Regions from separate parts of the Homo sapiens genome. Here region 1 is linked to region 2. Evidence: read pairs that join two places in POLR2A ChIA-PET (ENCODE). Cell type or tissue: CD4-positive, alpha-beta T cell. All regions are shown on one strand. Links, peaks and the distances in the headings refer to the core of each region. The heading gives the core; the rest is flanking DNA. Region 1 holds the start of H4C8 (H4 clustered histone 8). Region 2 holds the start of H3C6 (H3 clustered histone 6).

What was found. ChIA-PET counts read pairs that join two places held together with the same protein. Peaks named below come from ENCODE experiments on the same cell type or tissue, not always from the same donor. Only the 100,000 strongest peaks of a DNase experiment are listed, where the experiment ranks them.
Region 1: POLR2A ChIA-PET joins it to region 2 with 48 read pairs; 34 of 35 experiments call an interaction of 5 or more read pairs at or near these places.

What each region holds. Positions count from the first base shown.
Region 1 is chr6:26,284,129-26,287,043 of GRCh38, reverse strand. H4C8 (H4 clustered histone 8) reads left to right here and starts at 1,510. Exons shown (of 1, transcript NM_003543.4): 1 at 1,510-1,918. The coding sequence starts at 1,545. The coding sequence ends at 1,856. TRX-CAT1-2 (tRNA-iMet (anticodon CAT) 1-2) reads right to left here and starts at 518; the gene lies at 447-518. It overlaps LOC124901287 (a long non-coding RNA gene), which reads right to left and starts at 1,364. Exons shown (of 2, transcript XR_007059520.1): 1 at 991-1,364. RefSeq lists a silencer at 730-779 and enhancers at 1,120-1,509, 1,660-1,819, 1,198-1,933, 1,026-2,225, 1,934-2,669. In CD4-positive, alpha-beta T cell, for the core only: no CTCF peak of the experiment used is centred there; DNase peaks (open chromatin) are centred at 543, 1,603, 1,743 and 2,363; H3K4me3 peaks cover 2,495 bases; H3K27ac peaks cover 2,285 bases.
Region 2 is chr6:26,222,532-26,225,446 of GRCh38, reverse strand. H3C6 (H3 clustered histone 6) reads right to left here and starts at 312. Exons shown (of 1, transcript NM_003532.3): 1 at 1-312. The coding sequence starts at 292. RefSeq lists an enhancer at 1-302. In CD4-positive, alpha-beta T cell, for the core only: no CTCF peak of the experiment used is centred there; DNase peaks (open chromatin) are centred at 1,056, 1,396, 2,066 and 2,666; H3K4me3 peaks cover 1,911 bases; H3K27ac peaks cover 2,072 bases.

The DNA.
Region 1 (2,915 bases), core at 322-2,821, 62 kb before region 2:
ATTTAGGAATTCCTAGTCGATTGCCTTAACTACTTGGCAAATAGTGCTTTCTGAATTATGTATCAAAAGATATAAAACTCCATTCCTGGGCTCCCACCCCACCCCACCCTTGGCACTCAGTTTATGTAAGCATTCTCCTTGCTTGGCAGGTTAACTTACAACTGTCATAACTGGCTGCAACAGTGGTATAGCCTCTAAACAAGAGAAATTTGCTTTGTTTACAGATGACATATTGATTAATGACACTTGGGTGTCCATGAAAATCAAAATTGTACATGCAGAGATTGTAGTTTCACATTATTTCCCGGAAATGCTTGTAATTCTGGAATTAAAGAAATACTCGGGTTCATTTTGTTTTCTTTCGTCATTGTTTAACCTAAAAAACTGTAACTTAAAAAAAAGGGATCCTCAGGAAAATAGACGGGGGGGGAGAAAAAAAAAGGACCTAGCAGAGGATGGTTTCGATCCATCGACCTCTGGGTTATGGGCCCAGCACGCTTCCGCTGCGCCACTCTGCTGTTCTGCCAGGCACACGGTCTCACAGTACTCTTAACTACTTACAGGAGATGCGTTCAGACTACCTCGTAATTTAAGAAAAAACCTACGAGCAGTTGCCTACTTCTTTGGCTACCACAGGTTGCCAACTCACTTTGGAAAAAGGAATCACCAGAATCAAACAGAAAACAAAACTAGGGATAGAAAAATAAATATCAATACACTGGTGGGCTAGGCGCGGTAGCTCACGCCTGTAGTCACTGCACTTTGGAAGACCCAGGCAGGCAACATAGCGAGACCCTGTCTCAATAAAATTAAAAAAAGGAAAAAAAAAAACCCCCACCCCGAAACCTACACACTGGGTGCAGTTGTGAGGGGCAGTTAGATATTTAAATGGCAATTACAAATTTTAATAAGCAGGGAAAGAAGAGAACAAACTGGGAATAGAATCAGGCCTCCGCGCGGAGGGCAATAATTCTACCACGAATCACTAACCTATCATGCCTTCGCCATCGGGAAGAAAACCCTTTTGGTTATGTTTCCCTTGGCTTGGTGATGGAGAGGGTGAAATCTTGCAGTTTTCAAACACTTCCGAAGGGGGGTTTCGGTCCGCATGTGCTTTACAGCCGGCAGCAGAAAGCCAGTCACTGTGACCTTGGGGACAAAGCTGCACTCCTCAGGCTTCCGGTCTTGTGGACCGAGGCTCCTCTCCAATCGTCCTAAAGCAACTGAAGGAACAATTGATAACAATTTAAACATGTTAATTTATTTAATCTGATTTGGTTGTTAAAACAGCCTTAAAACTCTCATTCCTATTTCCCAGCAATTGCAAGAGACGCCTCCGCGGAGCCGGCGCTCAGATGCCAAAGGCTGGAGTCGTTGGTGACGTCATCCAGGGCTGGGCTATGCGGGGTGGGGCCAAGAAGCAGGACCAAAGTTCCGGTATGCGCGCTTTCAGTCTTCAATTAGGTCCGAATTCCCGGCATATAAGGGCGTTGCTTTGCCTTGGCGTTTAGGTTTCTTAAGTTGGTTTTAGAAGTTGCTTAGTCATGTCTGGCCGTGGTAAAGGTGGAAAAGGTTTGGGTAAGGGAGGAGCTAAGCGTCATCGCAAGGTTTTGCGCGATAACATCCAGGGCATCACTAAGCCAGCTATCCGGCGCCTTGCTCGTCGCGGCGGTGTCAAGCGAATTTCTGGCCTTATCTATGAGGAGACTCGTGGTGTTCTGAAGGTGTTCCTGGAGAACGTGATTCGTGACGCTGTCACTTACACAGAGCACGCCAAACGCAAGACCGTGACAGCAATGGATGTGGTCTACGCGCTGAAGCGACAGGGACGCACTCTTTACGGCTTCGGTGGCTAAGGCTCCTGCTTGCTGCACTCTTATTTTCATTTTCAACCAAAGGCCCTTTTCAGGGCCGCCCACTTTTTTCATAAAAGAGCAGACATCTTGTTATCCTGCTTTGTTCCAGATTTTTGCTGAGAAGTAGTTACTGTGCACATGTGTAGATTTGCAGGTAACGTTTAATTACTCGTGCTTAATCTCGCATGTTTAGGATTTGGGCATAAAGTACTTAAAGCCACTGTTTTCTGCTTGAGGGAAGTTGGTATGTTGAATATGTTTAGCTTTCTTGTGGCATTTTAACACTAGATATCAGTGAGTAAGCTGGATTGTGACAGTTTATAATTCCCGTGGGCCTTCCTCCTTCAGTTTAAGCTTGAAGCGTTCGTAAGGTTCTCAAAGACTACAGAAGTTGGAAACTTCGCGGAGAGACTGCAAGTTACCCTTTCCAAAATGGCGGGAAGGGCTAAAAACAAAGAAAGCTCGCACCCAGACGGCGGGCCTTAAACCAAGGCGAATCCGTGAGCGCAACACATCTGCGTGAGTAGGATCGCAGACCCAAGTCCAGGCGGCGTGCGCGCTGCTGCTTTTGACTTGGTGACAAAACTCGTCTACAAAAGGCAGTGTGGGGTAACAATATAAATGTTCACTTGAGAGCTTGCAAGTATTGTTTCCAATAGACTTAAAATGTGTTTTTGAATATTACGAAAATATTAAAAGGTAGGGTACCGCTTAGTGAGCAATATAGAAACATCACCATAACTTATTTTGTTGTTGTTGAGACGGAGTTTTGCTCTTTCATCCAGGCTGGAGTGCAGTGGCGCGATTTCGGCTCACCGCAACCTCCGCCTTACAGTTTCAAGCGATTCTCCTGCCTCAGCCTCCTGAATAGCTGGTATTACAGCCGCCCGCCTAATTTTTGTGTTTTTAGTAGAGATGGGGTTTCACCATGTTGGCCAGGCTGGTCTCGAACTCCTGATCTCGTGATCCACCCGCCTCGACCTCCCAAAAGTGTTGGGATTACAGGCATGAGGCACTGCGCCCGGCCACGAAAACTTAAATTCTTAACCAGCAATGATC
Region 2 (2,915 bases), core at 262-2,761:
CGCAGGCCTCCTGCAGCGCCATCACCGCGGAACTCTGGAAGCGCAGGTCGGTCTTGAAGTCCTGAGCTATTTCTCGCACCAGGCGCTGAAACGGCAGCTTCCGGATTAGAAGCTCGGTAGACTTCTGGTAGCGACGGATCTCGCGCAGAGCCACGGTGCCAGGGCGGTAGCGATGGGGCTTCTTCACGCCGCCCGTGGCCGGAGCGCTCTTGCGAGCTGCCTTAGTGGCCAGCTGTTTGCGCGGTGCTTTACCGCCTGTGGATTTACGAGCCGTCTGCTTAGTACGCGCCATAGTTCATCTGCAAAGTAAATGAGTTAGGAAGATTGGTTTGCCCCTCTATATAGGAACAGAATCACTCTGATTGGATTGTGGACGATCCCTGTTAGTGATCGGTTGCTAAATTCCGGAAGTGGCCGTAGAGATTCACGATTGGTTTATTTTTTCAGTGCAAGATTCTGATTGGTAAATTTGGATAGAGAACTGGCTCTTTCAAACAAGTCGTTTTCCGTTACAGGTTTCTTTGATGTTTCACGTAGACCATGACCTGCAAAGACATTGATCATTTAACTTAATAGACTGATCTGTTATCCTGTTTAGCTATAAAAAATCGAATGTGTTTGCGTTAGAAAGTGCTTTAGAATTTTTTTTCCAAAATCTCCGCTGCTTTTTTCTGCATTTTCCTGAAGTTTTTCCCTTCCTTATTCACTCATTTAAAATCCGTTGCCTAAGTATCTCTCAATGATTCCTCGTTTCATTATAGAGTACAAGGCTAATTCACTCAAACAAGGTTTTCTAAGATACACTGTTAAGCATAAGGAACTTTGTGTTTCATTTGTGTTATAGTAAAATTCTAATATCCTGGAATCCCTACCTCTGTAATATCGGGTTTGACTCAAAGAACTTAACACTATTATTTCGTTTTGTTGAAATTAAAACGTCCAGACATAATGGCAAGAGCCGTCAAAAAAAGTATTTTCAATTTAAAATCTTGAAAAAGATGGCGGCGAAGAGAGTGTTAGAAGGTTGTTTCTCTGTAAGACAACAATGGCGCAGTTTCTCCGGATCCCTGCGGGAGAGAGCTGAGGTGCACCGAACAATTTAAGACACATCCAACAGAACTTTTATAGGAACTGGACTCACCCAAATAACAGGACTTCTTAACTTGGTTTTCGCTTCCACACTCAACAGCTCCCAATTACTTTGAAAAAGTAACAAATGTTTACTGGAAAAGATTCTTAAAGAATGACATTACAGCCTAACACTATTGTGAATTAACCTATCGGATTCCCTGTAAGGTGTTCTTTTCCTAGCCAATAAAAAGAGCAGTTTGGGAATTCCTAATTTACATACTTTTAATCTATTGGCTACTTTGGTTCAGGCAGAGTTTTGATTTACAAGTTCGCGTTTGTGTAAGCGTACTATAAATATTTCAGAGAGGGATAGTGCGCGTGCGTGCCCGTTGCAAGGTCTAGTTTCTTTTTGTTTTTCTTTCCCAGTAGGTTTTCTTTCTCATTGGAAAGCTATTTTGTAAAGTGTAGCAGGTTCGCAATGACGCTGGCATGTAGTCCAAGGCGATTGACATCATGAATATGCTGGAGCCCCCGTCCTCCAGGGAGGGGAAACGGCTAAACCAAATTTATCACTGCCCGCAAATGCCCGCGGATGTCTGCAAGCTGGAGTGGAGAGGAGACAAAGGATGCTTTGTGCATTCCTGCTCATTCCCTGAATTCTGTTAAACCTGCCCTATTTTAGGGCATTCATCAAAATTCTGCTAACCACAGGATTGATACAATTGCACCTTTCAAGTTAGTGTCTATTTTGCAAATTTGAATTATCTTAGGACTCGTGGGCAAGTCTTGACTGAAATTACACATTGTCGTGCGTTTCAATCTCACATCTGAAATATATATGAGTCCCTTGCTTCTCTCCTTTTCAGAAAAAGAAAATTCTGTACACTTTAAATCACGGTAAAACGGTTAGGTATGTTGGCAAAATTGTTTCATAGGAAGCAAGGGAAGAACTGAAATCCTTTTGTATAATATGATTACGTATTTGTGGGCTGGGCCGTTTGTTAATGAGAGCTATGCACCCCCTGTGCTTTTCCTCTCCACACTCCCTACATCTCATCTTCTGAGGCCCAAGACCTGTTTATTGATATTATCTTCTGTTTTCTCATTTTCATTTTAGTTTTTTCATTTCTATTATTAGAATGTTAATATCTACATCTAAAAAATGTTTCCAAAATCAAAAGATAAACTTTAGGTCACAGTCAGTGAGAACCATTAAGGAAATTCCATCTTTATGCCCCATAGTTCTATTTCCTCCCCAGTGTTCTTAAATCTGTCAATCCGGTGTTTTGCCATTGGAACCTACCTTCAGTTCCTTTCATAATCCTCATCTCTAAATATGTGTAAAGCTTTATTTTAGAAGTCAGTGCAAAATTTACATGATTACATAAGAACTTAGCAGCTCACTTGTATTAATCAGTAATTTCCATCACTATTTCCATACCTGAACACAATTTCCCATAGGATCTGTGTTATGTGATAAAACAGTCAGAAACCAGTTGTGGCTACTGAGCATTTGAAATGTGGTTGTTGCTGCTGAGGACTGACTTTCTTTTTTTTTTGAGAAGGAGTCTTGCTCTGTCACTCAGGATGGAGTGCAGTGGGGTGATCTCAGCTCACTGTTAGCTCCACCTCCCGAGTTTAAGCGATTCTCCTGCCTCAGTCTCCAGAGTAGCTGTAGTTACAGGTGCTTGTCACCATGCCCGGCTTATTTTTTTGGGGGGGGTGGGGTGGAGGTATTTTTAGTAGAAACGGGGTTTCATCATGTTGGCTAGGCTGGTCTCGATTTCCTGACCTTAAGTAATCCATCCACCTCGGCCTCCCAAAGTGCTGGGATTATAGCCGTG